Regions from separate parts of the Mus musculus genome. Here regions 2 and 3 are each linked to region 1. A link is a loop called in an ENCODE intact Hi-C map of the cell type or tissue named here. Cell type or tissue: left cerebral cortex. All regions are shown on one strand. Links, peaks and the distances in the headings refer to the core of each region. The heading gives the core; the rest is flanking DNA. Region 1 holds the start of Map1b (microtubule-associated protein 1B). Region 2 has its middle 53 kb from the start of Gm24471. Region 3 has its middle 75 kb from the start of Gm26559.

What was found. A loop is a pair of places that touch in the nucleus more often than their neighbours do. Peaks named below come from ENCODE experiments on the same cell type or tissue, not always from the same donor. Only the 100,000 strongest peaks of a DNase experiment are listed, where the experiment ranks them.
Region 2: a loop joins it to region 1, with 3 times the contacts of the local background. A loop is called at or near these places in 3 of 42 quality-filtered maps.
Region 3: it touches region 1 in a loop (2.3-fold over the local background); 3 of 42 quality-filtered maps call a loop at or near these places.

The regions. Positions count from the first base shown.
Region 1 is chr13:99,510,244-99,520,548 of GRCm38, reverse strand. It overlaps Map1b (microtubule-associated protein 1B), which reads left to right and starts at 3,947. Exons shown (of 7, transcript NM_008634.2): 1 at 3,947-4,245. The coding sequence starts at 4,062. Gm26559 (predicted gene, 26559) reads right to left here and starts at 3,915. Exons shown (of 2, transcript NR_167891.1): 1 at 3,691-3,915. In left cerebral cortex, for the core only: CTCF peaks have their summits at 5,301 (motif pointing left) and 7,247 (motif pointing right); DNase peaks (open chromatin) are centred at 5,083, 5,522, 6,417, 7,220 and 2 more places; H3K4me3 peaks cover 4,845 bases; H3K27ac peaks cover 4,357 bases.
Region 2 is chr13:99,634,022-99,644,326 of GRCm38, reverse strand. No RefSeq gene overlaps it. Among named protein-coding and RNA genes, the nearest start is that of Gm24471, 53 kb to the left of the region's middle. In left cerebral cortex, for the core only: no CTCF peak of the experiment used is centred there; DNase peaks (open chromatin) are centred at 2,700, 4,945 and 5,268.
Region 3 is chr13:99,586,134-99,596,438 of GRCm38, reverse strand. No RefSeq gene overlaps it. Among named protein-coding and RNA genes, the nearest start is that of Gm26559, 75 kb to the right of the region's middle. In left cerebral cortex, for the core only: no CTCF peak of the experiment used is centred there; DNase peaks (open chromatin) are centred at 3,395, 3,712 and 5,347.

The sequences.
Region 1 (10,305 bases), core at 3,037-8,036:
TATCTATCTATCTATCTATCTATCTATCTATCTATCTATCTATCTATCTATCTATCTATCGTACCTCTCATAATGGCGAGGACTGGGACCATGATAATGGAGAGAAGTGGATGGTTGAGGAGACATCTAGAAGGCGAAAGTGAAACTCGCCAGGCTCCTTGTAGCGCTGACTGCACTTGAAGCCAGGGAAGGGTCCCAGATGTCGGCATGGTTTCTACCTTGCGGTGTGGGATAGATGTGTTACCGTTCAATGGAACAGATGCGCGAGATCAGCGCTAGAGGATGAAGATGATTCCGGCCTGGAGCCGATCGAGTTTGCAGAGCCTTTGGGACACTCAAGTGTAGTCACTCAAAGCTGGTGATAGAGGCAGGCTTCCTTGTGGGTGCATTTTCCTTCTCTTTACAATTGTCTCCTTTGTCTTGGGAGTGGGGACTTTTCTAACTTAGAAGAGTGGCTGACCATGTTGGGTTTTCTTTTATTTTTTCTCCCAGAGGTGTTGGTAGAGGGGTCACCTGTACATATTTTGTAAGGCTACCGTTACTCCGTTGTCTAAGAAAATGGGGGTGGGGTATCATCTAATCACTCATGTCTTGATGCTTAGGCTGATCCCTAGCCTGGGTTACGTGCTTCTGAAGTCTCTTCCCTTTACTCTTCCCTCACATAGTCACAAAGATCCAGTTCTTTCCATTTCTGCAACAAAAGGACTGGACATTAGCTGACTGCGTGTAAAGTAGCCATTGCTAGTCTGTGTTCTGCCATAATATCCCTGGATTGCAAAGGGTGGGCAAAGAATGGGGTGGATCCTGGTCATGGCTTTCTTAGACAGAGGGCCACCGTGAAGAAGCTCTTTCTTCTATTGCACTTATTAAAATTAATTAACTAATGTGCATGGAGGTCACAGGACGATTTATGGTAGTCTGCTCTCTCCTCTCATTGTGTGGATCCTGGGATGGAACTTAGTAGGTCCCCAGGCGTGGCAGCAAGTTCTTTTTCCTCCTGAGTCATCTCATTGACTTCTTGCATCTTTCATCCAACAATCTATTGCAAAATATGGAACAATTCAGTTAGGTAGGTGTTAGGATATTCCAACACGTCTCTGTTTTTTTTTTTTTTTTTTTATCTTGGATAGTACATACCTCAGGCTCAGTCCTGATCATATAGTAACAATATGTAGCAGAAATTTAATTATCTTCTTTTCATTCTGTATAATTTTCGGGGCTACCTCTTATTTATTTGGGATATGTGTTTCCATGAACACAAAAATGGAGACTTTTGTTCCAAAATACATTTAACGAGGTAAAGGGACGCTGCTGTCGACGTGATTATTAACTTGATTGGGTGGAGAGCTTCGTAAAGCACAGCTCTGGGTATATCTGTTGCGGTGTTTCCAGAGAGGATTAGCTAATAGGATAAGAACCACACTGGATATGAGCAGCAGCACCCCATAGGCTGGGCTCAGACCGAATAAAGAAGAAGTACTGCTTCCTGCCCATGAGGAGGTGAGCAGCCCTCCCACTGCACGGTCCCTCCACCACAATGTTCTGCCCAAAGGAATGGAGGCAACAGACCATGGTCTGAAACTTAAGAAGCTGTGGGCAAAAATCAGTCTCCCCATCCCCAAACAATCTCTCATAGAAATGTGAGACATGAAGCAACACAAATACCCATATAGGCATAGGAGTAATGGCGGTTCAGAGAAATGGAGGACAGCTCACTAGATGAAGCCATCCTGGTGGTTGGCCTCCAAGAAGATGTTCTTTGCCTCCTCACCTCCACCATGGATCATCCTGCTGCCCTTTCCTAAGAGTAACTGCATATCCTCTTTAAACTTGTTCAATTGTGACCAAGTCTCTGCGGCAAGCTTACTGCAGACCCCTAGCGTCATAGGTCAGACATCATCTTTAGTCACGACTCATCAGACTAGTGTGGTGTTTGGCTGCTCACTGAGTATTGTCTCTTTAGGTTTCAAGAAAGAAACGGGGCAAAAAGGCCTATGTCTTAGTCAGGGTTTCTATTCCTGCACAAACATCATGACCAAGAAGCAAATTGGGGAGAAAAGGGTTTTTCAGCTTACACTTCCACACTGCTGTTCATCACCAAAGGAAGTCAGGACTGGAACTCAAGCAGGTCAGGAAGCAGGAGCTGATGCAGAAGCCATGGAGGGATGTTACTTACTGGCGTGCCTCCCCTGGCTTGCTCAGCCTGCTCTCTTATAGAACCCAAGACTACCAGCCCAGAGATGGTCCCACCCACAAGGGGCCTTTCCCCCTTGATCACTAATTGAGAAAATGCCTTACAGTTGGATCTCATGGAGGCATTTCCTCAACTAAAGCTCCTTTCTCTGTGATAACTCCAGCTGTGTCAAGTTGACACAAAACTAGCCAGTACAGCCTATGACAAGTAAATCGTGGGAGTCAACACCTAAGACACTGGGCTATCGGGAAAGTCTCACAATAGGTTTTGTTTGTTCTGTTTCATTTTTAAACAGGGTCTTATGTATCCAGGCTGACCTTGAACTCATCAGCTAAGGATGACCTTGAACTTCTGATCCTCCTTGTCTGCATCGCCTGAGTGCTGGGACTACACTGCCCAGTGCTTCCGGTGCCAACATGGGCGTGAAGTCCACCAGCTAAGCTACAGCCCCTCCAGTTGGTATTTTAAAACTGGTGTATACTCCAGTGTTAAAGGTATATTGACTAGTATATACCAAACTGCTATTTAGTATGTTATATTTAGTATAAATTAAAACTAGTATACACTCCAATATTAGTTATTTTAGATGAAAATAGGCTTTTCCCCCCTATTCCATCTAATTCCATCTATTTTCTCTTCTAAAATGATCCCCAGTCTTCATGATGATGAGGCGCTTGCCCCCCTCTTCTGCCCTAATACAGAAATGTACTCATTAGATTTGTGAGAAATGAATGTTTACGATGGCCTTTAGAAACATTATTAGGAGTTCTTCTAAATATAGACAAAAGCAATAAAAACTCCCAAAGCTACATGTATCTTAAAAGACATCATTGTCACACAAAATAATTTTGCCTGTGTATCCCCCAAGGAACTGAAAAGCACATTATAGTCGCTGTAATCCTGCAGAGACAGTGTCTTCTCTATTCTTTGTTATGCCTGATGCTATCTGTTCAGCATATTAAGAAAAGAAATCTGTATCTAGCATAATATGTCTGCCTCTTCTCATTCATTTCCCATGAGCACCAAAAGCCAGTTCTTTTTTGAGCGTTAGTTAGTCCTTCCAGACTAGACTCCAAAGTCTGAACAAATTAGGCTTAGGTCTTGCAAAGTCTCTTTTAAGCGAAGGTGATAAATATTCCTGTTGTTTAAAAAAAATGGACAAATACGCCTTTCTATATCTACAAGGTCAAAAACTCAGGTTTGTGTTCTTGGGCGGGGTACCCTCAACCCAGCGCCCACTGTGACTGCAGCAATTACTCAAATTCTGACTTCACGTGGATGAGGCACAGGCACAGGCCTGAAGATGCGGAATCTGACTCAGGACATAATCCCGCTCTGAAACAGGAAGTAATCCCCACTCCCCAGGTTGATGGTTTAGGGCAAAGAAAGTGTGTGTATGTAAGGGTGATGGTGCAGAAGGCCCTCGGGTTGCAGCAGAGTTCTTTGGGTCCCCTAGAGCCTGGCTCCTGGCCCTGCCCAGACCATTGTCCACACACCTCGTCCTTCCAGCTTCCGGGCCGCCGGCGAAATGATTTGCTGCAGATGACATCAGCCCTGGGCTAAGGGCTGGAGGAGTGGAGGCAACCACCACGAGGACGTGCCGGGTGGTCCTTTCCTCCTCCTCTTCCTCCCAGGCTCCTAGCCTAGTCTCCATATAAACGGCACCGCCTCCTCGGCCTCTCACTCCCCGCTCCTCTCTTCCGCGCAGGGAGAGGGCGGAGGGGGAGGCGACGCGTGCGCCGGGAGGAGGGGGGACGCAGGGGGCGGAGCGGAGACAGCACCTTCGGAGATAATCCTTTCTCCTGCCGCAGAGCAGAGGAGCGGCGGGAGAGGAACACTTCTCTCAGGCTTGAGCAGAGCCGGCAGGATGGCGACCGTGGTGGTGGAAGCCACCGAACCGGAGCCATCGGGCAGCATCGGCAACCCGGCGGCGTCCACCTCGCCCAGCCTGTCGCACCGCTTCCTAGACAGCAAGTTCTACTTGCTGGTGGTGGTCGGCGAGACCGTAACCGAAGAGCACCTGAGGCGTGCCATCGGCAACATCGAGCTGGGTAAGCGGTCCCGAGGCCCCCCAGGGGCGTGAGTGGGGAGACGCGCCAGCACGACCCCACCCAGGGCGCGACGGCCACCTTGTTCTCCCGCACGCCCCGCACCCACGCCTCTCCGGGCCACCTCCCACACTCCATCTGGACTCTTTTTCTGGGCTAATTTCTAAATTATTTTATTTGAGACCCAGAGAGGGGATCTTTATAATAGCCCTGAGGGATAGGTCACCTGGCTGGGTCCGTGGCCACCGCCGACTTGGCTACCTCCTCTCGTGCTCTTTGAAATGCAGGTGTCAGAGGAGCGGAGGCCATAATAAAACCGCAACCGCAGGCGGAGAAAGGGTGGGGTGAGCCTAGCAAAACCTCTTCTTTCAGCTCAGCTCTCGCCCTAGCCAAAGGCTGGGACCCACCTCCCCTTACCCGAAAACCTGGGGTCAAAACACCATGTGCCAAGGCCCGCATGGAAATCGTCTTTATCACAGTCACCTCGTGCTCCCCGCCCCCGCCAGTCACACACACACACACACACACACACACACACACACACACACCCCTCTGAGAATAGAGAATGCCTTTTCTGACTTAAAACTTCCCGATTCTTTCTTTCCTGGGAATGACTAGGCTAGTCCTTGGGCCACGCCCGTCCCCCCCCCTCCCCCCCAGCCCCCGAGGATACAGGCATGGAACCCGTCTGCGCTCTGTTTCTAGACGAAGCCCAGCCTCGCTCTTGCCCCTGAGGTCCTGGCTGCAGCTTTCAGAAAGGACAATGGGACCCCAGGTTGCGTGGGTGGGCTTCTTTGAAAAGTCTTAGCTTCAGGAGCCATAGCTTGAATGGGAGGAGGAGGTGGCAGGGGAGGGTCAGCTCCTGCGCTGCTGCGCGCACCAGGAACGGGCTCTGCGGTAGCGGAATAGCGGTTCCCGGGGAACCCTGGGCGGGGCTGGGAGGGTCCGGGAGGGCACAGCCTTGGGCGGGCAACCATCGGCCCGCCCTTCAGCCCCACCCGGTCTGCCGCAGTGCCCGCGCTGGACAGCCGCACCTGCCCCCGCACTGCGGCGCCCCCGGCTGGCACGATGCTGGCTCTGCCCGAGCCTCGCGCTGTCAGGGGGCCTTGCGCCCACCTTTGGCTGTGAGCGGTTTTGTTGCGCTCCCGACTCCCCGGTGGCAGCTCTAGCCTCTGCTTTATTCCGCCCCCCTCGCATCCCTCCCTTCACTTCATCCCTGGCAGAAGTCCCCGGGTCCGTGTGCAGCTCCAGCCTGAGCGCTCTATTCTCTTGGGGTGGTGCTGAAACGTTTCTGCTAGGAGACACCGGCTGGTGGGCGTGGTGCAGTCCGCACTGCGGTCTCTACGGCAGCCCGAGGCGGACAAAGGGCGTTCACGTAGCCCTCCTTTCCTTCTCCCTATCATGCCAATAAAAGATGGATGAAATGATTTTGGTTTAGATGAATAAATAAATAAACAAAAGCTTGTCACCTGCCTCTGCATTTGGAAATGCCCACTTGTCCCCAGAACAAAAGGCTTCAGGGTGGGGACTGGAGTTGCAGACCCGGTTCTTTTGTTTAACTTTAAAGCACGGATTTTCCCTTTCAGCTTAAAAGGAAAAAAAAGTGATCAGAAAGCCTGTCGTGATTTTTCATGAGGGGAAGATCAAGAATAAGAGATTTCAAAAGTGGAATGCTTTTTCTGAATGTCTCAGTAATCATCCTTCATTTTCAGATTACGGGCTTTTGATCTGTTTCTCAAACTTCGTTTATTTCCACGTTTTTCTCCTTGGAAAAACTCACAAGTACTGACTTTGGGTGTGGCTATTGTGGGAATTAATGGCTAGGTGTTTTTAAATCTTTTTTTTTTTTTTTTACTTAATATTTCTGGAAACAATCCATTAAGAAGTGCTTTTTCATCTCCAGAATGTTCAGAATCACCCATTGTGGTGCCAGGAGAGGAATCATCACGCCCATTTTTAGAGCTTGAGAACAGACATGAGGGAGGAAGAGTGAGGGACAGACTCAAGGTCACGGAGCAAAGCTGTGCCAGGAGAACGGCTACTGCAGTGTCACTACTTGTGTGACCCGGTCTAGATAGGAGTGCCAGCAGGCTAACATCACAGATTCAGCAGGCAGTCTTCTGACCTTGTCTTTGAACAAGTCATCTACTTGTGGGCACCTCTTGGTACAGGGAGGAGGCTCAGCCATCGCCTTGCAACCACGTTTATCTTCCCGCTTTGTTACCGGGTTTGATCATTCCTTATGCGATCCGTTCCAGGCTTTATTCAAGCCTCTTTCTGTTGGAGGAGAAAATAGATGCAGCCAAGGAATTCTGTGCGTTATGTCCTGGCTTTACTAGCATTTAGTCCTAAATCCAGATTTGTCTTCTTAACAGCAGAAAGTAGGAAAGAAAGGGAAAGAAGGAGGGAAGGAGGAAAGGAAGAAAGGAAGGAAGGAAGAATATTTGAGAGAGAGAGAGGGAAAAGCACAAACCGCAGAGAACAGTTCACTGAATTTTCACAAAGTGAAGACACCTGTGTTGTCCAGCTAAGAAACAGCCATTTACAAGAATCTCAGAAGTCACCCCACCCACCAATCCTAATGTTCATTTTGCAATCACCATGCTTTTTTTGATTTTTAATTCCCTAATTTGGTCAGGTTTTTTTTCTTTCTTTCCTTTTTTTTTTTTTTTTTTTTTTTTTTTTTTTGGAATAGATTTCTGAAATGGTTGTATCGATCTCATTAAGAATCAACCAAGTGTGTGAGCAGAGCCATTTCCTCCAGGGTAGTAACAGATGTTGCTGATCCTCTAGAGAGTGCTCTCCTGGGTCCCCGGGTCTCCCGATGCAGCTCACACTGCCCGGGTTTTCAAGGATAAGTGAAAACTCTGCTTCCCCGGCTTTTCAAACAGTCTGAGATGACTTAGCAACAGGGCAGTCAGGCTCTGTTTCCTTGGCGGGGCGCACTGCTGCTTCAGCTGGCAGATCCCAGCTGGGCCTCCTCCAGAGGTCACTATGGTGCCACTGCTATTGTTGCCTGCAGGCTATGTTGCTTGAGGCAAGAAGAAGCTGCTCCATGGGGCTCAAGCTCGGCTGGTCAGCTCCCTGAGGGCTGGGGAAACCATTTCTCTCAGCTGTTAGCCTTTCTTATTCCCTCTTCCTTTCCCATCCAGACTGAGGCACTATGTAGCTGGAGACCCTGGAGTCTGGCATATTGGCCATCTGATTGATTACCCAAGAGCACTCCAGAAAGGCAATAAATAAATAAATAAATAAATAAATAAATAAATAAATCTAGACCCCTGTAGAGGGATGGTAGATACCGAAGCAAATCAACAGGCCCGAAACACCCTACATGGATGCTAAGTGCTTCTGGAGACCAAGGAAGAAAAATGCTCAGCTGTTTTTGAAAAGCACAAAATCAGGGTTGATCATTTCTTCTCCAGAGCTTCAAACAATAGTGTTCACTTGCACTGTTCGAGCTACACTGATGCAGTTCTATAGGACTTGATCCCAAACTACAGTGGACACCACCAACTGATTCATCTGTCCTTCCCTAATTGTCCCCAATGTGGAGGTAGCCTGATAGCCTTATTCTTACCAAAATGCTGGCATCTGGGTATATTTTAATATTTAGACTCTATACAACAATACCGGTCACACTGAAATTTAAAACATGGTACAATTGAGTTTTCATCAGTTCGTGCCATTCTTTCTAAAGAAGCCAAAGTCATCTAATGAATGTTAAGTGTCAGTCTGATGCTTTCAATTATGATTAGAGGGCAACTAACTGTCTCTCTAGGTGACATTAGATATAAGCAAGATGTGCTTATGAGAAGATAGATAAGTGTGCTATCCACTGCCTTGAGTCTTTAGGTGTGAGTTAAGCTGGTTACATTGTAATAGTCTGATGCCTCCTTAGTGAAAATGTTCTCTCCAAAATTGTAGGCAAGAAAATAAAGAACCCAGAAAGGCTTTGGGATTTCATTTTCATTTTCTTCTAGCAAAGAAAAAGAAGTGAAAACCATATATGGTAGGAGATAAAGAGACGCTAGAATGTGTTACATTTATTATATTCATCTTCACACTTCCAAAATCAGGAGGCAGATGGATTTTTGCTTGTTCTGCCTAATTGGTGTTACCACTAAGGGCTCTGTGATCCTAGCTGAAATCCAAGCGAGTCAGTCCCTAAATGGAAGGTCATTAAATCAATGCTTTGTTGTAAATCTTCCCTAAAAGCTTGCTTTTAAAAGTAATTTCTAGCTTTTAGATTTAGAAATAAATTCTTATAGATAACTATTTGCTTCTATTCTAAGATGTTATCCAAGACTTGAGGTTGTTTATTTTTCTTTTTCTTTCTTTTTTTTTTTAATTATTGCCAATGCTCTGAAGTGATGTGCTGTCCATGTGAGATATCATTTTCATTAAACACGAATATAAGACGAATATTAAGTTACTGGCTTTGTAAAAAGAGAAGCAAACCAAAGGCTAGGTCAAAGGAAAGCTGGGAAATCTTTTCTCTAAAAAGCCTCTTAGCATTTTCCGTTTAGCTGCTTCTCTGGTTTATACGTCTATCCTAGGTTCAAGTTACCTTCTAGTGTCGTTTTCCAAACAGAATCATAGGATTATAGGCTGACCATTCAGATATTTACAAGAAATACTCAAAAGCCTGCTTTTAAAAGGGAACGATTAAATTGGGCCCATTGAGGAAAATAACTTGTCAAAGGCCCAGGTAGCTGTCACGTGTCCGGCATGCACGGTGTGGTCCATTCATTTTCCTTTCTTTGATCTGCTGCTTCGGTTAGAAATAATGCAGTTTTCATCCACTAAAGGAGAGGTGCTTTTTGGTTTTATTAAGCCAAAAGTTTCTACAAGATCAGGGTAAGCTTTACGTAATCCAGCTGGAAGACCCAGTATATGATACGCACCTTCCTTCCTCACCCTGACCAGCTCTGAAATACCCTTCCCCTTCTTTTCCCCCTCTCTTAAACACCACGTGCACGCCCACTTCTTTGTGCATCGCTACCACATGGGGTGAGAGAAATGAAAAGAAAAGATGGTCTGATGCTTCCTGCCCACCTGGAATGAACACAGGACAGTGTTTTCCTCCCTGGGCAGAGACAGGATCCCGGAACAGCCTGGAACCTGAACCCTAGCCCCTTGAACCTAGCCAGGCATTTGAAACACAGGTTAACTACGCCCAGTTGCTCCAGTTGTTAGCCCCTGGGTAATCCAGGAAGGACAAACTCCTCTTAGATGGCTACAGAATCAAAGCCTCAATGAAGAGCTTGCCCTTAGAGGGGCGAGGAATATAATGTGTCCCCTCCCCTCTCCCACGTCCCCCCCCCCCCCCCCGTTTCAGAATCTCTTTCAGAACTTCTTAACAACACCCAGGTATCTCCCCTCTTTGGCTGCAGAGTCCAGAGGGAGAATGTGCAAAGGGCTTATCAACTGCAGGGGCTCCAGCTTTGGCTCCCAGTTAGGCATGAAGGAGAGACATGGAAAGACAGTCAAAAGCAATCAGCCTTCATTGCAAATGTCTCCCTTTGCTAGCAATATCCAGCATAAGGGACCAACTCGTGACTAAGTGTTTTATTTCTAAAACTGATAAGGCTCCAGAGTGTTCACTCCCAACTAAAGTAACCATGAAGTCTATATAGTCTTTCTATAAACCACAGCACCAATTATGCATCCTTAAATATTTTGACTGGAAATTGCTCTCTTAGAGAGAACCTTGAATATTTTTCTTTCATTGGCAGTTTACACACCGGAAGTTATTTTTACCAACTGTCTACTGGTTTTATTAAAAAAAAAAAAAACATCAACTCAATGGATTTTTTTAAAGTTTAACATTTTTCTGTTGTCAAATTATAAATGTAAATGACATAAATGAATATAAAATGAACAATTCACCACTGGTGTCGTGACAAGGGAGAAATAACAAATATCAATGCAAGAGCAAGCGGGTACCCAGCCCCAGACAAAGTCATTCAAATAGTGCAGCCATTTAGACGTTACTTAGAACAAAGATGGAAAAATAGTATGAATTTAAATACATATGTCTCATTATTAACTTATTGACCT
Region 2 (10,305 bases), core at 2,438-7,437, 120 kb before region 1:
TCACACTGAAAGCTATTGACTACCACAGTCCTATCCGGACAAGCCCAAAGGGAAGTGACCGTGACAGTCCGCACTGGACATTGCTATTGGCATGGTCTTCCATGCCTAGTATGGTCTGACTCCACCTCCACCCTGCCTCTTTTACTCTCACCACTAACTCATAGCTTTCTGGCCCCCGTTCCCTGGTCAGTGGCTGGCTAGTTCAGACCTGCTAGGCATCAGGGCCTGTCTCTGCTCCCTGAAATAAGGATACTCCCATCTTATTGTTACATATGCTGTCAGTCCTCTGGCCCCAGTGGCTGCTCAGAGGTTCTTCTCCAGGGAGGTCATCAGAGTCATCCAAACCGTCTCTCCTCCACTCCTTCTCTCATGCTCTTGCTTTCTTTGTAGCTCTCTCCCTAGCTGACAAATCACATATCTATTATTTCGTCTTTAATTTTAATTTTAGCTGATTTGAGATAGATTTTGTCTACCCTTTCCAGAGCTCTGTCCCTTACACATTCCCTGAGCTGGCCCCAAAGTGGGCCCCACATGCATGCCCCACCACACCTGGTTTATATGCTACTCAGGGAAGAACCCAGGGATTTATACATCTTAGGTAAGCACTCTACCAACTGTGCCACATCCCTAGTCCTGAGGCCACACACACACATACACATACACACACACACTCACACACACTCACACTCTCATACACACTCACACACACTCTCATACACATAGTCACACACACACTCTCTCACACACTCACACACATACTCACACTCAACACACCTCTCACACACACTCATACACCCACACTCTCACACGCACTCACATACACTGACTCACACATAAACACACACACACACACACACACACACACGAGAGGAGGGCAGAGATTTGAACATTAAGTTCATGTTCTCTTTCTCCCTCTTTGCTTCCCTCCCTCTCTCTCCTTCCCTCTTCCCGTCCCCCTCCAGTTCAGTATACTGTTTTTCACTCAGGCTAATCCCCTGATGATAAGCTAATCACTCAGAAAGGTGTTTTCACTGTGCCCTCCCCACTGGGTCCCTTGTCTCTCCCCTGCAGCTCCCACATATGTGTGTATGTGTCTGAGTGTGTGTCCCTGTGTCCTTTCCTTCTCCACTAAGATCAAAGATTTTTCATAGCAATGACTATTGATTTTATATCTCCTAACCCAAACGCTTAAAGTGCCTGACTCGTGGAGGGGATTCCATAAATATCAGCTGCAACTATACAGCCAGCTAATGGCTGGTAACTGGAGCAGACAGGAGCGTGTTTCCTACAAGGACCCTGCACAGACAAAGGCACAAAGGCACAAGAAACCCAGTGGCGAGGGCACAGTGAAAATGCCTTCCTAAGTGGTTAGCTTATCACCAGGGGCAGCTTAGCCACTGTGAAAAATAAAGTCTATTCAATAGGTGTAATTGCTGTTCACCCCTGTCAACAGCTGGAGTCCCGGTGTCCACACCTTGCCTCACAGCACACAGGCCAGTTTAAATGCCTAAAATACCATGTTAATCTTCCAGAAACTTCTTTATGATGAGATAGAGCCGGGATAAAATTGTGTTAATCTTTAAAACAAGGACAGATGGCAAATTGATACCACTAGGAAGCAATCAGAGGACATAGCACTGGTTGGTAATGTCTAGCAGACAACAGATGCTGCATTCAAGTTTACAGAGAGAAACAAGAAGCAACAGGAAGATCTAACATGCTCCTTTGCTGCAGAGCTCTGGACTCTCCCGGGGAGTCAGGGAAGCAGAAGGCAATGGCAGTTCAACCAATTGTTCTGGGATGCTGGGATCACTCCCTTCTTAAAGCAGAAGAAAATGTAACCAGAGCCGGCCCTTGGGATTGGCCCATGTGACCCAGGCCAGGCAGAGCTCTTGGCGACAGTGTCCCTGATTCTTGGCTTCAAGGTTGTCCACAGTGATTCACATCAGCTTTCTCCTCTACGGACATTTGGTCACTATATAATATATTCCTACTGTGGGTTAAAAGAATCGCCATCCCTCTCTTCTTCCCAGTTCACGGCCCATCTTCCCTCTTCAGTGAGCCTCAACCTCTCTTATTCCAAACACACTGTTGATTTTCAGTAGCTCAGCTCAGAATGAAAGAAAATGTGCTGTGTGGCCAGGGACTTTACACCAGGGTACTGCACCACTCGGCTCTATAGAGATGCTTTCTAAATCAAGCCAGAGTGTTCCCCGGCCTCTGGAACACATCTTTCTGTAGGATAGAGTGCACCTCCTTCCATAGAACCGCAGACGAGAAAGCAGCCATCTTCCACTCGCTGCCTCCAGGCCTCCTGAGGACCCTGATTGTGCCGCTCTGAAGTCTGTTGGCTACAGAGAGGCAGGAAACTGTGGCTCACGCGGAGCATGCTGGGACACTGATGGCTGGGTGGCCCGTGGAGAAACAGGCACCCCGTCAACTCCATCTGTGCGGAACAGTATGTGAGCCCAGCTTGCCCAGGCAGTCTCTGATGAAATGTGAACGCACAGAATTTGGAAGTGTGCCTTACGGTTAATAGCAAATATGTCCTCATCTTGGACAGATGTAAAGGATAAGGTTAATAAAATGTGCTGAGAAAGGAACTCTCTCCAGACCAGCAAACAACAACAACAACAAACCCAAAAAAACGATGGCGATGCACGGCTGGCGCTGGAAGGGAGAGATCGCTGCAATCCAGAGCTGCTGGAAATGTAAACGGAACCACCGCTTTCTTGTAAAAGCTGTTACATTGGAAAGGACACACTTGCTCAGACATGCCCTAGTGAAGGCAGCACATTCCAAACATATCTACGTGTAACTTAGTTTAGTCTCTTCATAGTTTTCTCTAACATCTGAAACGATGTATATAGAGTAAGTTGGAGTCTGCTTCTTTTTATATAAGACTTATGTAGCTCTATCACCACACTATAGTTTACATACACTAGCGTTATCATATACTGTCATCCACTGGCATAGGCTAGCATACTAGTATATACTAATACACACTTATATAGTTCATGCGTACTAATAGTCATTGTTTTTAAGTACACAGTTTGAAGAGTTTTAGAAAAACATATACGTTTTGCAGCCATCCCCATAATTCAGTTCTGAAATACTTCCGTTGTCCTGAAAGACCATAGACAACGAGAGCTACATCTCCTTGTAAGATCCAGTCTATCAACTGCACCCTTTGACGGTACAATGCATTCCCAGTGAGTGCAATAGAAATTACGTTGGATTTATGTGAAGGTTTGCTTTGGTCTCTTCTCTATAACTTTGCTTCATACTACATAAACATCTTTATCGCGCTCTTTTAATTCTTCTTCTATCTCTGAAATATTTTTGGTGTTTACTCTAGAGATTAAACTATGCATTTTTGAATAATTTCTTATATGTATGAATGAGCTTTCGTGTGGTGTGTGTGCATACACACATACCTGTGCGTACATGTGGAGGCCAGAGGAAGCTTCCCTCTCGCCTTGGTCACTTGAGGCAGAGTCTCTCACTGAGCCTGGAACTTGTATGGTTTTTACAGGTTGGGAGCCTATAAACGCCAGTGATTTTTCTATCTCTGTACTCTCCTCAAGTATTAGGTTTATGGGAATGTACAAAACAAAACAAAAACCAGCCCTGATTTGTTACATGGATGCTACAACCTGAGCTCAGGTCTTCGTGGTTATGTAGCAAGCCATCCTAAAATATGTATCTTTATGTTATCATATTCTAAGTCAATATTGATGCATTTTTAATGTGTCGATGCAATATTCTGAAAATATATCTTATATTCCAAGAGAGCAGATCTTTTGTTGGACCTCACAGCCGGAGTTAATAATATACCCTGAAGCCACTTAAGACTTAAGGCTGCCATCCTCCTGTGTACTCAAACTGTTTGTTTAACCTGCCTTTAAGAGGACAATGGAACAGCCAACCTTACTTGCCTTGAAATTCCCATAGAGTTAACTTTTACAACTGAGGCTAATGCACAGCTGTACTCTTAAGTTATGTACTCTTCCATGCCCCTGACCCAGAACAATGCACGTATATCATTTGCTGAAAGGCAGCAAACACAGAAAGTTGAAAGAAATGCCCTAAAATCTACTATAAATGTTGGAAGCAACCATTTATGGATATTGGTTGAAAAACAATGTTACTTGTTAACTGGGTTGTCAAGGGTCAGTTGGAGACACTGACTGAATCCCTCACAAAACTCTGCTAAAGATGGTTGTACGGTGTCCCATTCCTCTCCCTGTGTGATGCTTTCTGTGCTGTTGAATAAATGCAGAGCAAAGCCCTTTGTTAGAGACAGACACACACAACCACAGAGACAGACATACAGCTCATATAACACACAGACACACATACATACACACACACAGAGAAACAGGCACACATAATGGCAGACATGCACACACACAGTGACAAACAGGTTCACCAGACAGCCTTCAAGCAGACACAGATTCAGACTCCTACAATAGACAGACAAGGAGACAAGACCCAAGGAGCATGAAGCAGATAATTCAAATCTAGACTCACACTTGGTTAAAGGACTCCAAAGGGAGTGCTTTTATTTCTTTCCTTAATGCAACACCAGTGCATTACTGGTGACTCGGAGTTAATCGCTAATGTATATAATCTGTGCATTTAACATGCCTCAGTGCGTGCTTTTGTGCTATTGTGTCATGGGTGCTATCCTTTCAGCCAGATGGCTTCCGTGGACATTTCTCATATCACAGGCCTGTCAGCATCGACTTCATGCTTTGCTGGTTTCAAGATATCTGTTTTAATTTTCATTTTGTTTTTTTGAAGAATAATCTCACTATAGAATTTTTAGAGCATTTTTGCGCTCTGTCCAGTGTTCTTTAGACTCCAGTCATGACATTGCTGTCACCATTTTCTGCTTGCAAGGTTTCCTCCCTGTCTTTGGCTTTGAGCAGCTTGGATGAGCTACATCTGGCCAGGGTTATCTTTTTGCCTATGTTACTGAGATGTGTTGACAGTTGTGGATCAGAAATTTAAAGTTTCTTCAAGGTTGGTGGGGGGAGTGGCTCTGTTATTATTTGTTCCGATGTATTTCTGCCTCTTGACTGTTCTGAAATTCTAAAAATGTAAAATTGAAATATTTCATATTCCACTACACATTTATATCAATTTTTCTTCTATCCTTTTTTTCTGTGTTCTTTGAATTTATTTTCAAGTTCACAGGTTTTTTTTTCCTTTACAGGCTTAAATTTGCTGCCAAAGCCACACATTAAAATTTTCATTTTAGTCAGTGTGATGAGTATTTTTTTTTCAACTTAAGGCAAGCTAGAGTCATCTGAGAAGACTGAATCTCAACTGAGAAAATGCCCCTTTAAGATGGGCCTTTAGGCAAGCCTATAGGGTTTTGGTTTGGGGGTTTGGTTTTGGTTAATGTTTGACCATTGTGGTTGGTGCTACCTCTGTGGAGTATATTTTTAAAGACCACACTATGAATGCAGGGAGGAACAAGCAGTAAGTAACTGAGAAGAAGGAAGATCTCTGCTCCTGAGACCTTGCTTGTATTCCTGCCTTGGCTTCTCTCAACCAGGACTTAAAAACTGTAATAAACGTTCTTCCCCAAGTTGTTTTGCTCAGTGGTAATTTATCACAGAAATAAAAACCTAATTAAGAGAGAAGGTGGTACCAGGAGTTGGGTATTGCTTTGACAGACATGACCAGATTGTTTTGGGGAGCATTGTGAAAAGAATTTGAAACTTTATGCTGGAAGAGTCGTTGAATGCTTAAAGCTCCATGACCTTGGAGACTCGTGAGAGCAACGTGGACAACAGAAGCCTGGTTTGTGAAGATTCAGTGGGAAGTTAGGTGTTGATTTAAGACTGTCAGGGCCATTATGTGGGACACATCTATAGTCCTAGTACTGAGGAGGGTGAGGCTAGGCTACATGGCAAAACCCTGTCTCAAAAAAGTAAAATTAAAAAATAAAAATAATTAGGTGCTTTATTTTTAAGACATTTCAGTATTAGAGTATGTATATATATATATATATATATATATACATATACATATACATATACATATACATATATATACGTATTTATACACACACATATATATTTCATTCATTATTAGCAGCATATTTCCTTTACTTGTGCAAATGTTCATTTAAAGAAACCTGCTCTCTCAGCATTGCTCAGTTTAACATCTGTGCCCAGGTGGATTAAGTTTTTATTTTCTTCATTTTTTTTCCTTGAATCTTGGTTACAATTTCCTACTTGTTTGTTTGTCTAGTGATTTTGGATCGAAATCTAGACCGTATACTAATACATAGTAGCAAGTGTGTGATTTGTCTTATGAGCAATTTTTGAAGTGGTGAGACTAGCTGTTTTTATTGGCATTTGTTTTTTGTTTGTTTGTTTTGGTTTTGTTTTTTGGTCTAGACTAAATGGGAAATAATTGTCTCGAGTACAATGTGAAATTGTTTATATCTCCGCTATAATTAAATTCAAAAAACACACATGCCATGCATAGTGTGGTGTAGTAAATAACTAATAATGAGACTGTATTCTGATACATTAGCTATGTAATTCTGAATCTTTACCCACCACTGACACCTCCACCATCCTAGGGCCTGATGGACTGCTTGGTCTGAGTACGAAATACGGACTAAATGCTTGTGCTTCCCCTGCCCAAATGTTGAAATTCTAACTCCATTGCTATGACACTAGGAGGGGAAACCTGTAAGAGGTGAGTGTGCCAAAATCATTACAATAACTTATAGCTGTGCACACCACATGAATAAAATTTCGAGAGCTTGTCTAGCAACTCCAGAGTAGAGAAAACATCCCCTGGTGATAGATCCGTGCAAGCACGCTCATGCGAATCCCACAGAAGGTCATAATAGGGGAACACATTGTCTTAGCCAGGGTTTCTAGTCCTGCGCAAACATCATGACCAAGAAGCAGTTGGGGAGGAAAGAGTTTATTCAGCTTACATTTCCACATTGCTGTTCATCACTGAAAGAAGTCAGAAATGGAACTTGTCTTAGTCAGGGTTTCTATTCCTGCACAAACATCATGACCAAGAAGCAAGTTGGGGAGGAAAGGGTTTATTCGGCTTACACTTCCATACTGCTGTTCATCACCAAGGAAGTCAGGACTGGAACTCAAGTAAGTTAGAAAGCAGGAGCCGATGCAGAGGCCATGGAGGGATGTTCTTTACTGGCTTGCCTCTCATGGCTTGCTCAGCCTGCTCTCTTATAAAACCAAGACTACCAGCCCAGAGATGGTCCCACCCACAAGGGGCCTTCCCCCCTTGATCACTAATTGAGAAAATGCCTTACAGTTGGATCTCATGGAGGCATTTCCTCAACTGAAGCTCCTTTCTCTGTGGTAACTCCAGCTGTGTCAAGTTGACACAAAACTAGCCAGTACAGAACTCAAGCAGGTCAAGGAGCATGAGCTGATGCAGAGGCCATGGAGGGATGTTCTTTACTGGCTTGCTTTCCCTGGCTTGCTCAGCCTGCTCTCTTATAGAACCCAAGACTACCAACCCAGAGATGGTCCCACCCACAAGAGGCCTTTCCCCCTTGATCACTAATTGAGAAAATGCCTTACAGCTGGATCTCATGGAGGCATTTCCTCAACTGAAGCTCTTTTCTCTGTGATAACTCCAGCTGTGTCAAGTTGACACAAAACTAGCCAGTACACACATCTAGACATGTGCACAGGAGACCTCAGGGTGCCTGTGAAATGAGAAAACCCAGAGAGCTGGAGAGGTTTTTGGAAGTATGCTATGGAAAGCCTTCCTTATTAGAAGGCATCTTTTGGACCATCTGATCAAGTAGGAATCAATAGCAACAGTGAATTCTCTGAGGATTCGTAGCATTTCCCTGTGGGCTCCTGTCACCATGCCAGGCCCATAGCCAAGAATCCCACTCCTGTTGAAAGGCAACACATGCATGAGCTTGTATACAATCTGGCACAGAGTGATTTGTTTGGGAGTTTTGTTTATCTGTCATTCATTTGTCCATGGGTTTATCTAAGAACTCAATGACCCTCTGCAGCTACAAAGATCCATTATGTCCAGCTACAGAGTTGGACAGGCCCAGGTGAGGTCTAAGATGGGAATGTTGCAGCTCCATACATATGTAGAGCTAGAGGGCCCGAGTTGATTATCTCATTCTATAGGGTTGCAGCATCCATCTCTCAGCTCCTACCAGTGGCTACAATGAGGACGTTGGCTGAAGAAGCAGGAGGAAGGCTTACTTGGTGTATAGCTGGGTTTGTTCAGTATGAGGGCAAGGGAGCTACCTGGAAATGGGGCTATAGCACATAAATCTTTAGGGACAACCTTAATGCAGGAAAAAAACTGTCTTAGTAAGTGATAACTTTATTCATTTACTTTGAATGGAAGGAATAGCTTCTTACACGCATTCGCGACCGGCCAGGAAGAACGCAGCAAACCGGAATCTTCTGCGGCAAAGCTTTATTGCTTACATCTTCAGGAGCCAGAGAGCAAGAGAGCAAGAGCTCTATTGCTTACATCTTTAGGAGCCAGAGCGCAAGAGTGCAAGAGAGCAAGAGCCAGAGCAAGAGAGAGAATGGCGAAACCCCGTCCCTTTTAAGGAGAATTATCCTCCGCCTAGGACGTGTCACTCCCTGATTGGCTGCAGCCCATTGGCCAAGTTGTCGTCACTGGGAAGGCAGAGCACATGGGGTGGAGAACTACCCTTGGCACATGCGCAGATTATTTGTTTACCACTTAGAACACAGGATGTCAGCGCCATCTTGCAACGGCGAATGTGAGGGCGGCTCCCCACAATAGCTTTTGATAAGTATGCATAGATATATGTTCGTATAGCATACACATAGATATTCTTATAGTAAATGTTACATATGCTTTCTTACATCATAATATGTAAGCTATAAACGTTTTAAATACAAGGACAGAGACAAGACTGAATAGGGTAGAGACTCGTGGATGGATACACTGGATTGAGAACAATGTATGAAGTATTTGTATCATGTTTCAACACTCTCCAGGAAGCATTCAACAGAAGGACCATTGAATAACAATGTAAACAAAATGATTCAGTTAGTTGACATTATCTGTCCCTCCTCACTAGAAACGTGAGTACATAAACACAGTTGCCATGGTGGCAGAGGTGGGAGCATTTGTTCTCATAACCCATTTCACAGAAAACAATTGGTGGAAATGGGTCCTTGACCATGGCAATCACTGGCAATGTCACTTGCCACATTAGGAAGTGTTCAGCATACAGTGGCCTCATAGGACACAGGAATGGCTACTGACAGCACTGCTAAAATCACAGCATGGACACCTACTGGATGAGACCAGTCTAACTACTACTGCTGCCTCCCAATATATAAGCCAACACCAGCCAGTGATGTTTATAAGCCTTACACAGTAGCATTAATAGAAGAGACCAACTGGTCACTTGATGGAAGGTTTTTCCCTTTGAGATTCTCCCATCTTGACAGGGACAGTAACTTCCTTCATGTCTATTCTGTTATGGGCGTACATCTCCTGGCTGCCTAGCTTCAGTCAGCCCCATGATTCAGAGGAATGACTATATGGTTTTGGAAGGCTTGACAGGAGTTTGGGGACCCACATAGCACAGCTGTTAGGGAACCCACTTCCTAGTAAGAGCTGTATGGTTGCAAGCTCAGATGGTACAACACATCCAGTCACATTCCCTCAAAGCATGGGGGAGACCTAATGACATCATACCTGAATTAGCTTAGAGTCAAGGTTGCACAAGGTTGAGCCCCATGGGTACTGCTCCTTACACCGCTGTGTCTACACTAAATCAGAGACCTATATAGGACCATATGGAAGACTAGCTAATGAAAACTGAAGGGTGAAAAAATAAAGTGGCTCCATTTACCACTTGATACCATGATGGGTGGACAAATCTGGTGCTTCACATGCTACAACAGAGCACCACATCAGCACAGCGCTGTCTTATTAGACACAGCGCAGATGTCCCACTAACCCTAAGTTGTGGCTGTTGCCGTAGTGACCATAGACTTGTAGGAAAAGGAACCATTATCTTGAAGAAGCAACTAACTAATAAGAATGTGGAGCTGTTCTCTCATATTCACGCATGAGGAGAGCACTGTGGAAGCCAGCTGATTCACTTAGCACCTCCTGGAAGTCAGCCTTCGACGTGGATGGACATATGTACTGAACTTGGCTTGAAAACTCTACTCCTCAGTAATGGGTTAACCACCTCAAGAGGCAAATTACCATCTCGTGCAAAAAGGTTAGCTGAGAAAAAGAAAACTAAGATAGAGAGTGAAGAAT
Region 3 (10,305 bases), core at 2,330-7,329, 77 kb before region 1:
TACCTCTTCCATCTTCCCAGGTGAATAGAAGGGTATAGAGTAGGAACTGCAGACTTCCATGTTCGTGTCTAATTGTAGAGGACTGCAGTTGGCTCAGTCTGCCCAACCAACAAATCACCACTGAAGGAACAGTTATTCATCAACAGCTTCAGGCCTCGGACAACTGGGCTAGAATGGTTATTGGAAGGAGGGCACATCACATCTACCACACACATGTGCCCATTTATCCTCCAGGGTCCATGTGTGATCTCCTGTTTCTCTAGAAAAAGGAGACAATGAAGGCTGAGGAGTTTTACCAAGAGTGCATGGCTTATGAATGCCAGGTTAGACTGCTTTCCATGGCTGGATGCTGTGTGTCTAATTGGCCATCATGAGACTTAGGACAATGGCAGTGTCAGCACTGTGAGTCACCTAAACTCTCAGGCAATGGCCATCAGTGTCTACCTCCAGGCACACATTTTGTCCTTGGGTTCTAGAATCATCTTTTACTTCCTACCTCAGTGACACTGCCTTGTCTATTTGTACATAAGGTTTTAGGGTATTTGCAACTGAAACAAACCACTCTATGAAAGCTGTGTATAAAGTCCTGTATACAGTCTCAGCGATATCATGTTCTTGAATATTGTTAGTATATATATATACATATATACATATACACACACACATAGTCATACATATACACATATACATGTACACACACACACAAACATCCTTCCTGAAGTTCACCTCCCACTCTGGGGGTGTATCTCAGGTCTCCTCCCCAAGTCTCCTCTAGAGAATGTTCTCAGAGTACTCATCTGTTTCCTCTTTGGAGAGTCTCCAATGAAGATCACAATGGAAGACCAGTTATCGGGGGGGGGGGGGGGACAGGAGGGTGTCCCTGGTCCCCAGCAACAGTGATGTGCTCATGTTCCAAGACACCAAGTCAAACACTTAGAGTCACAGTGCTCCGGCCCACCAGTAAGGATGCTTACATAAAAACATGTGCAGAAAACCTTTGTGAAATAGATCTTGTTTAAAAAAAAAAAATAGGGCTGAGGAAGGTGTAGGGTCGGTAGGGGCTTTACATGTGTAAAGCCTTCATTTCAATCCTCAGTACAACATAAAACTAATTAATCACACCTGTAATTCCAACATTGGGTAGGTTGAGGCAGGAGGAGGATCAGAAACTAAAGGCTGGTCACGGCTACCCATCAAGTTGGATACCAGCCTGGAACACCTTAAATCCTCTCTAAAGAATAAAGTAAAATGGTGTATGTGTATATTTGTGTGTGTGTGTGTGTGTGTGTGTGTGTGTGTTTGTACAATGAAACTCATTGCTTTGTACCATTTGTACCACTAATATACACTAATAAAAATAGTGCATGCTGTGACCCAGCAGATCTGAAATAGAGCTCTGGGTTTTTCCTAAGCGAGGTCCTAAGTGATGCTGAGTTGTTGCTCCACAGCACACAATGGTCATGACAAGAGTGTAGATGATGTTAGTGTTGACTCTAGGTCAGAAACTCCACTGGAAACACCACCATGGTATTGGGGGGGGGGGGGTTAGGATCAGGGAATAGGTGTGTCCTCCAGAGAGCCCGCAATGAAGAAGGCCATCTGTTATGGTCCAACACAACTCCAGGTGATCAGAGGCTGCAACCAATAAGAACTTCTCCACTCCCGCCCCCCAGCCCCCACCACCCATCTCCTCAAGACCTGGAGTCAGACCTGTCTGAAAGGGTGGCAGCTGACAGATGACAGTGTCCCTCATTGGCAAGTCCTTTATAACATCGAGAGCTTCCCCAGCGTGGGTGTTTCCAAGCAGAGTGGAAAAGATGCAGAGGCAAGAAGGATGAGGCTGGGGACCAGGAACTGCCGAGGACTTCCCCCAACCCTGGGAACCCGCAGTGTTAGTTCAGGATAATCAGGCTATTGGCGGAAGACAGTGATGAGCTTCGGCTTCTTGCCTTAACAGCTTCCCTTCCCCTTAGGGCACATTTTTCCAAGCCATTTGTCATTCCATCTCGGCTCCTTGTGCATCTGCATTAGTCATCCCCAGTAGAGCCCTGCTTTCCTCTCCTCTCAGAGGTCACAATGGGTTAACATCACCGGTAGCAGCAGCAGAGGAGTGTGGTCTGAACGTGAGAAGAATATTGACAGGCTTGTACAAGAGCCGTAATTAACTCTGGTGATCGGCACACATCTCTCTCCCTTCCCAACCTTCTGGCTTTTCTACAAATCTTTTTTTTTTTTTTTTAATCTGCTTAATTGTTCAATGGCTCTGAGAAAAACAGTATGATTGTATACAGCTGACAATTGGTATCATTTGGCTGGTTTTGGTTCTACAGCCCCTATGACCCCAAGCCAGGCTCTACCACTGAGCTACAAGCCTAGCCCCTGGTCTCTTCTTTGAAAGAAACAATACAGACGTGTACGGAATAAAACTGTACGGATGCCTGCCCTCATGTCACCCATCTTCTAGGGACAGTGCAGCTTTTTCAAGTGCTTTTGATCTGGGCAAAGGCCAACTATCAAAAGGCAGAGCGCTCAGAAATACAAATGAACGTTATGGCCACCTCAGCAAGGGAGGCAGTTGGGGCCTCTGTGGGGAAGGAATGCAGCAGGAGGAGGGCGGAGGGACGCAGGCTCCACGCTGCCCCTCTGAGATGCTCCTCTGTCTTTTAAATACAGCTGTGACAGAAGTTTGCTTCTCTGATCCTCTCTCTGACAACCAAAATAGGGTGAGCACATTTGCATAACAGAAGAAAGGGACAGATTGCCACTCCAGAAGGACCCGCAGGACACCTGTCAGAAATATTAAAAAGCAGGATAATCTCTGAAAGCGAGGAATGCTTCACGTCCTAGGGTTGAGGTAGTTGGTGGAGCAGCCATGTCCTGACTACAAGCCCTCATCTTCTCTCTACTTCCGCACCTCACTTCTGGTGCCTCTAGGTTACTGGCTCCTTTTACATAGAATAAAGAATGTGGGTTTTAGAAGCCCAGTAGCTGTTCCCTTGGACCCGCTCCCCCACGTTTACCTGTGGTCCCTTCCCATATCCCACACCTTCACCACTGGCCTCCGGTGTGGGTTCCAGATGTGTTCCTGTATGAAAGTCACATGTAGGCTACGTAATAAGCATCATTATTTTCAGTAGACAGCACTAAAATCCTGCAATTGGGGGACTCCAATTCTGGGCCAGCGTGAGTTCAACTCTGATGACTGCCTGGGTATTACACCGTGTCTTGTAACATGCATTCCAGATAAGCAAATCAACCTGGGGAATAGGGCTCCGAGTCACTTCAGGATGGAAGCTCGCATCTCTCTAGACTCCATTATCTCAGGCAAGCAGAGGGAGCTGGCCGCAGAAGCAACTGGAGCACGTGTGGGCGTGGCCAATGGAAAGGTGCATTTGTGGGTGTTCCCTTGGCGCTAATCCCGGCACTAGTGGCTGAACCAGAGGACAGGAGTTTGGGGAACTGGCTTCCTACACCTTGATGTAGAAAGGGGGAAGGTTTTGCTCTGCATTAGAGTTTTTGGCGAAGCCCAGACGAAGCACTGGAAAACAGAGGACGGGACTCAGAAGACCGGTGACAATGTAAGAGGAGACAAGGAGTTTGAAAGAGAGGTTCTACGTGAATATGAAGGCCCTGTGGCCTCCAGCAGCTAGCTCCAGGCAGCCAGAGGAGGAGAAAGAGCCTGCAGTGTCCCAGCTTGTGGGGCGGGAGCAAGCCCAGAGCTGCCGGCTGGGTGACTCAGAATGGAATTTTCCTTCCAAACAGGGAAAACAGGCACTGGGGTTTCTGTTGGTACAGTCATTCATATTGATCATTCTATTGCACTCAGTCTCTCTCTCTCTCTCTCTCTCTCTCTCTCTCTCTCTCTCACACACACACACACACACACATGCACATATGGTTACATATCCTATAAAAAACAGTACCAGGAGCAACTAGGGCTACATAGTGAGACCATGTCTCAATAATAATAATAATAATAATAATAATAATAATAATAATTTTTAAAAATACCTTGTCTGAAGGAAGGTTAATTATAACCCTGTTATTTTCTAGGGCATTTAACCTACAGGTGAATTATGTAAAATCATGAATCTTTAAGTCCTCTCCCTATGTTCTCACCAGCTCTCACACCTTTTTTTAGTTAAGTCAAGTATCTAGCGTTACCCCACCCATGAAGTAGGCATTTGCTATTAGCTGAAGGATCTATATGCACAGTTTTGCTATGCAACAAAATCGGGGGTGTTGAAGATGGGAGTCAGTGGCTAAAATGCATACTATTCTTGCAGAGAACTCAGGTTTGGTTCCCAAGATCCACACCAAGCAACCCATAACCACCTGTAACTACAGCTCCAGGAGAGCCTATGCCCTCTTCTGGCTTCTGTGGTGGACACACACATACACACACACACACACACACACACACAGAGAGAGAGAGAGAGAGAGAGAGAGAGAGAGAGAGAGAGAGAGAGAGAGAGGAAGAGAGAGAGAGAGAGAGAGAGAGAGAGAGAGAGAGAGAGAGAGAGAGAGAAATAAAATCAATCTCCTTTTTATAAGGAAGAAGTAAAAAATACACAATTCTGGCATGCACCCACTCTCAGCAAAGAAGTGGAGCCTAGCCACTGGGTCACATGATATTCACCGTGTGAGGACGCTAATTATGATGGAGGGGAACCAAACTATGGCTGCCAGATACAACCACCCCTCTTCCATGCCTACAGCCTAGGCTCATCCAGGCCAGGCTCAGAGTCTCTGCTTGCCAGAGTCCTGCCCAGACAGTCAGGTACTGAGGGAGGGCACAGATAGGCAGACCAGAAGCTGATGATCTCTGGCCATTAACTCTCACTTACTGTTCTGGGGCCTAAAGCTGATGACTTCTGGCATCATTTCTTTCAGAGGAAGTACCAGAAGAGAGCCAAATACATCTGAACCTTTGTCGCTTCTAAGGAGGAGTTTCAAGTCAAATTCCCCGTTCTTGAAAGAATGAACCCAGTGGGAGATCCCGACACAAGGATGGACAGTGGTCTCTCAGATCTATCCTAGACCAGCACAGCCAGGATCGGTTAGTTAATCCTATGCTCCAATGAAGTCTTTGCTCAAAGCAATGGCTCTTTACTGGTTATCTTTAGGGTTTGGTTTTTAACCACAAGCTCTCTTGTGAGGTTGATGTTGACTGTGAATACTCACTCCCAAATAGATATGCACAGACCCCTGCCTCTGGTAAGAACCCGGGGACCTCATATTAAGAATTCGTAACCCAGTTCTTCACCCACACACAGCTCTCCTATCTGTCTTTGAAATCAAATCTTTCTGCTGCTCTAAAAATAGAAACCATATCCAGAAAGAAATTACAGCGCTGTACGCCAGAAGCCGACAGAAACTCGGAATCATCCATCTTCCAACCTGCAGGCAATATAGAAAATGCCACCACAGACACAATATAGCCACCACAGACACAATATAGCCACCACAGACAGGAGGGAGGGTAAGGCCATGCCTCATAGTTCATCTGAATCACGCTTGCTTTGAGATGAACGGGCTTCCAAGTCCAGTGGGTGGCATCGCCTGTCATTTCAGCAGAATAGAAGATGAGACAGAAGTGTTACAAGATCAAGGCTAGCCTATGCTAAAAACAAGTTTGAGGCCAGCCTGGGCTATATAGTGAGACTCTGTCACAAATTAACAAAATGAGATGAACCTGATTTCTTTAGTCATCTCTCCTGGGAAAACAAGCCAAGTAAATGTTAATTCTAAAAAGGATATTGGGAATGAAGGAACATTCACATGCGCACGCACACACAGAGTGGGGGAGAGAAAGAGATACACACAGAGAGAGGGGGGAGAGAGACACACACATAGAGGGAAGGGGAGGAAAGGAGGAGAGATGGGAGATGGGGAGAGAATCTGGGAGAGGGAAGGGAAAGGAGGGAAGGAGGGAAAAGGGAAGACAGAGAAAGATTTTCTTTAGGCAAAATAAACAATCTCTGCTCTCTGTTCAGAAAAGCTGGACCCCTGACCTGAGCTAGTGCAGGGACAGGTCCCATGAGACTTCAGGGACTGAAGGGAAGGGAGAAGCTGAGCCTCCCACAGTCTACTGGGAGATGAGTGCATTTTCCAGCAGCCGACCATTGTTTCCTGAAGTGAGAGGTCCATCATGACCCAAAAGACACAACACATGGGGCCAGTGAGATGGCTCAGTGAGTAAAAGTGTCTGCCACCACGTCTGATGACCTTAGTCCAATCCCTGGGAGAAAACCAACACCTTCAACTCCAGCTTTCTTCTGATGTCCACAAGGCAACAGCACAAGTGTGGCCCCTACCCCCACCAAGCACACAGCTGGTAAATATAATTCTGGCCTTCCCTAGAAGTGACTGTCAGATGTTGTCATGATGCTGTCCTACAGCCTGGCTGTCACTAACGCTTACTCTTAGTTTGGGGACAGTTGGTCAGATGGTAATATTCAATGAGACCTTTGTCTAATGGAACAAGAGAAAAGATATGTCACATCGTTCAGATTTTCAGCTCTTCTTTGACTATAGCCTGCAAAGCTACGAATGTGCTCTACAGGGTGAATGCTCACAGATCCTCTTCGAAAGCATGGTTGAGAGGTCAGTAAAACTCCTAAGATCAGAAGCAAAACTTTCTGAGAATTCTGGGGACCAAATAAAAGCATGACACAGCAACCTGTGTCTTCCCAAAACAAATCTACCCAGTGAGTCATGAGACCCACCGGTAAGAATAAAACAGTTCATATGCCTCTGTCTGATCGTGGATGGGTTAGGAAGAAATCACCCTATCAATAGTTTTTTGACAAGACTAGTTTATTTAACAAAGACTTTGGTCAGTTGTGGAACTTCTTAAAGGAACCAGAATTGCAAAATCAATGAAACGAAGGGAAAAACCTCAGTAAATTCCCTGAGGAACACAGAGGGTGAAGAGGAAGTGAGCTAACATTGATTGTTCATGCCTGAGCTTTGGCCACCTGAGCAAAAGCAGGTTTGTGAAGCATGGGGTTACGACCCTTTTATACCTTCGCTAGTCCCCAGCTCCCCTTAGCATGCTTCCTGAGCTCATACCAGGCTCTCCTAAGCATCTCAAGTAGAGACCGCATGAGACTCCCTTATCCCATCGGCTAATAGCTCATTACTCATGGAAAACTGACCAGATCCACTGCTCTCCATCTTAGCTCAGGATTCTTCAAACAGAACATCCTAGACTGAAACAGCAGGCATTCCATTCTCATGGTTCTGGTATCTTGAGAGCTCAGGCATGGCATGTCACCACATTGTATTTGGTGAGGGCCTATGTCCTGGTTTGCAGGTGGCCGTATACGCATTTTGTCCCCATCTGACAAGCGCAGAGAGAAGAAGTAAGCTCTCCGGTGTCTTCTCTTCATAAAAGCACCAATCTTACCCCGAGGGTTCCACGCCCACGTCCTAGTTACCTCCCAAAGTCGTCATCTTCAAATATCAACAACCTGAGGGTTAGGTTCCCACGTGGGCTTTGAGGACACTCCCACTTTATGGCAAACTACTATGGCTTACCTGTGAAATGTCCGCTATAGGTTCTTATGTTTGAACACTTGGTCCCCAGCCAGTGGTGATGTTTTGGGAGACGGTAGAACCTTTAGGCAATGGAGCTTTACCTGAGGAACTGGATCCCTGGTGGGAAGAAGGCCTTGAGGTTTGAGGGCATAGCCCCACTTCCTGATCGTTTTCTGTACCTTGATTGTAGATGCAGTGTGCCCAACTGACCTCCTGTTCCTACTGCATGCCTTGCCAGGCAGGATGGGCTGCATCCCCTCCAACTTTAAGCCAGAGTAACAGAGTAAACCTTCTCTTCCTTAAATAGCTTCTTGGCAGGAATTTTGTTATAGCAAGGAGGCTAATAATATACAGGTTCAATTTTACCGAGAAAAAAAAAAGCACCCGCAATTCTGCAATTATGAATTATGACATAGTCTATCCTGAAGTCTGTTTCTGAACTCTGAGCTACTGAGGCATAATCATAGAAGGCCAATTCTTTTAAGCATGTTGAAAAGCTCACTCAAGCAAAACACTGAAATACTTGGCCCATCTTCTCTTATGACATGACTTTAAGCTCTGGTGCTCAGGAGGCCAGCAGAAGGAAAGAACTCACTTCTGAGGGCTGTTCTCTGACCGCCACACAAGTGCTGTAGCGTGCACGTACACAGATGCACACGTCCACATACCCAATAGTAAATAAATAAATTTTTAAGATGTAAGTGAACATATAACTTTTTAAAACCTCGATTGTTCTTGTACTTTCCAGACCAACTGCTATAGAATTACTCCATTGTTCTAAACAGTGGCATGATGAAGGAAAAAAATATGGAAAATATAATTTGACAAATTACAAAGATTTCACCTCACAAGAAAAAAAGCAATCTGTGTTCCTTTAAGTCCCTCCACATATGGGACTCTGAGGTACAACTACAGAGCAGTTGTGCATTCAGACAACTTCACAATTGGAACAGAATTGTGTCAATCAACTCAGACTGAGACAAAGCAATACAAGCATGTCTGTGACATACAGAAGTAGATTTTAAACAACTCATCACACAGGGGATCCCTGAGGAGGATTCCGGTCAGAAGACGGGTCAGGTCACTGGAAACATCGCTGAGAGAGACTGTTTGAGAGACACGTGCTGGGTTCTTCTTGGCACAATCGTGATGTTCCTCTTCACGAACAGACATTCAGACTCCAGACTAGAGGATTGCGCCTTCAGGTTGCAATCGAGAAAGATTAAATGCCTCTGGTAAACCATTGTTTGATCACCAATGAGAGGCCAACCATAGATCTTTCTGGCCACAAAGGGTGGGTGGGAGGGTGAGGCTAGATCAGTGGTTCTCAGCCCACGGGTTGTAACCTCTTGGGGGCCAAACCCTTTCACAGGGGTCTCCCAAGACCATAGGAGAACACAGCAATTTACATTATGATTCATAACAGTAGTGGGCATACAATTATGAAGTTGTAACAAAAAATATTTTTATAGTAGGTCACCACAACATGAACAATTTTTAAAAGATCTCAGAATTAGAAGGTTGAGAACCACTGGACTAGACGGAGAAATTAGACTTCCCTCTCTCCTTCCGTGTACAAATTGGCACCAGCTAGAAATTCTGGAAAGGAGAAACTCACTCTGTTAATGACCAACCTCATCCCTTGAAGGAGCTAATTAGAAATCTAGGAGACTTGGGGACACCACACCCTTTTAAATAGGAGGAACAGGGCTCTGGCAAGTTTCTAGTGTTAACAATCACCTTCTGGAAGACATCCACTGACTCTACAGGAAATGGAAATCTACAGGGAGTGGGGAAAATATCCCAGATCGGCTCAAGCTTGAAGCTCACAATGCAGATTTTTCCTCAGTGTTCAGGGCTTTGTCTTGTGTGTCCGGCTCTTCCTTCCTTTCTCACATAGCCATGGATCCTTGAAGATGTATCCCTGAGACTGGACATGAAGTTGATTTCTTGGTTTAGAGAATTTTAAGAGATTCTTCCAAGGAAAAGTATTTGTAATTATACTCATTTTGAGGAATTTTAATGCTTTAGTGTGTTTCGTGTGTATGGTTGACAAAGCACACACTAAAGTCACCTTTTTCTTTAGCTATAGAGTGCAGTCTCCTAAAGTGTCAAAGTCAGGATGTTTGGCAGCCAGAGACTGCCTACTAGGTCTTTATTAGAGTATGCAGACATTTTTCCTTTCACTGGAGGAAGCACAAGGTGGGAATGTGTACTGGAGTATGGGGTCTAAATAAAAGAGAAAGTATCTATCCTATTTTACAGACATGCTGCCGAGCTTTAAGTGCACTGAAGATTTGAATGAATACTTATTGTCCCCTTCTAAAACAGAACTGAAAGCCAGGTCCTGTGATGTACACCTGCAGACCTCTCCTATGAGAGGCTGAGGTGGGAGGAAGGAACAGGGGAACACAGCAGCTCAAGACAAGCCTGAGCCACAGAGAGCCCGTATCTCCTTCCTTCCTTCCTTCCTTCCTTCCTTCCTTCCTTCCTTCCTTCCTTCCTCCTCCTCCTCCTCCTCCTCCTCCTCCTCTTCCTCCTCCTCCTTCTTCTTCTTCTTCTTCTTCTTCTTCTTCTTCTTCTTCTTCTTCTTCTTCTCTCTCTCTCTCTCTCTCTCTCTCTCTCTCTCTCTCTCTCTCTTTTTGTTTTTTTGAGATAAGGTTTCTCTGTGCAGCCCTGGCTGTCTTGGAACTTGCTCTATAGACCAGGCTGGTCTCGAACTCAGATTTGCCTGCCTCTGGCTTTCAAGATCTGGGATTAAGG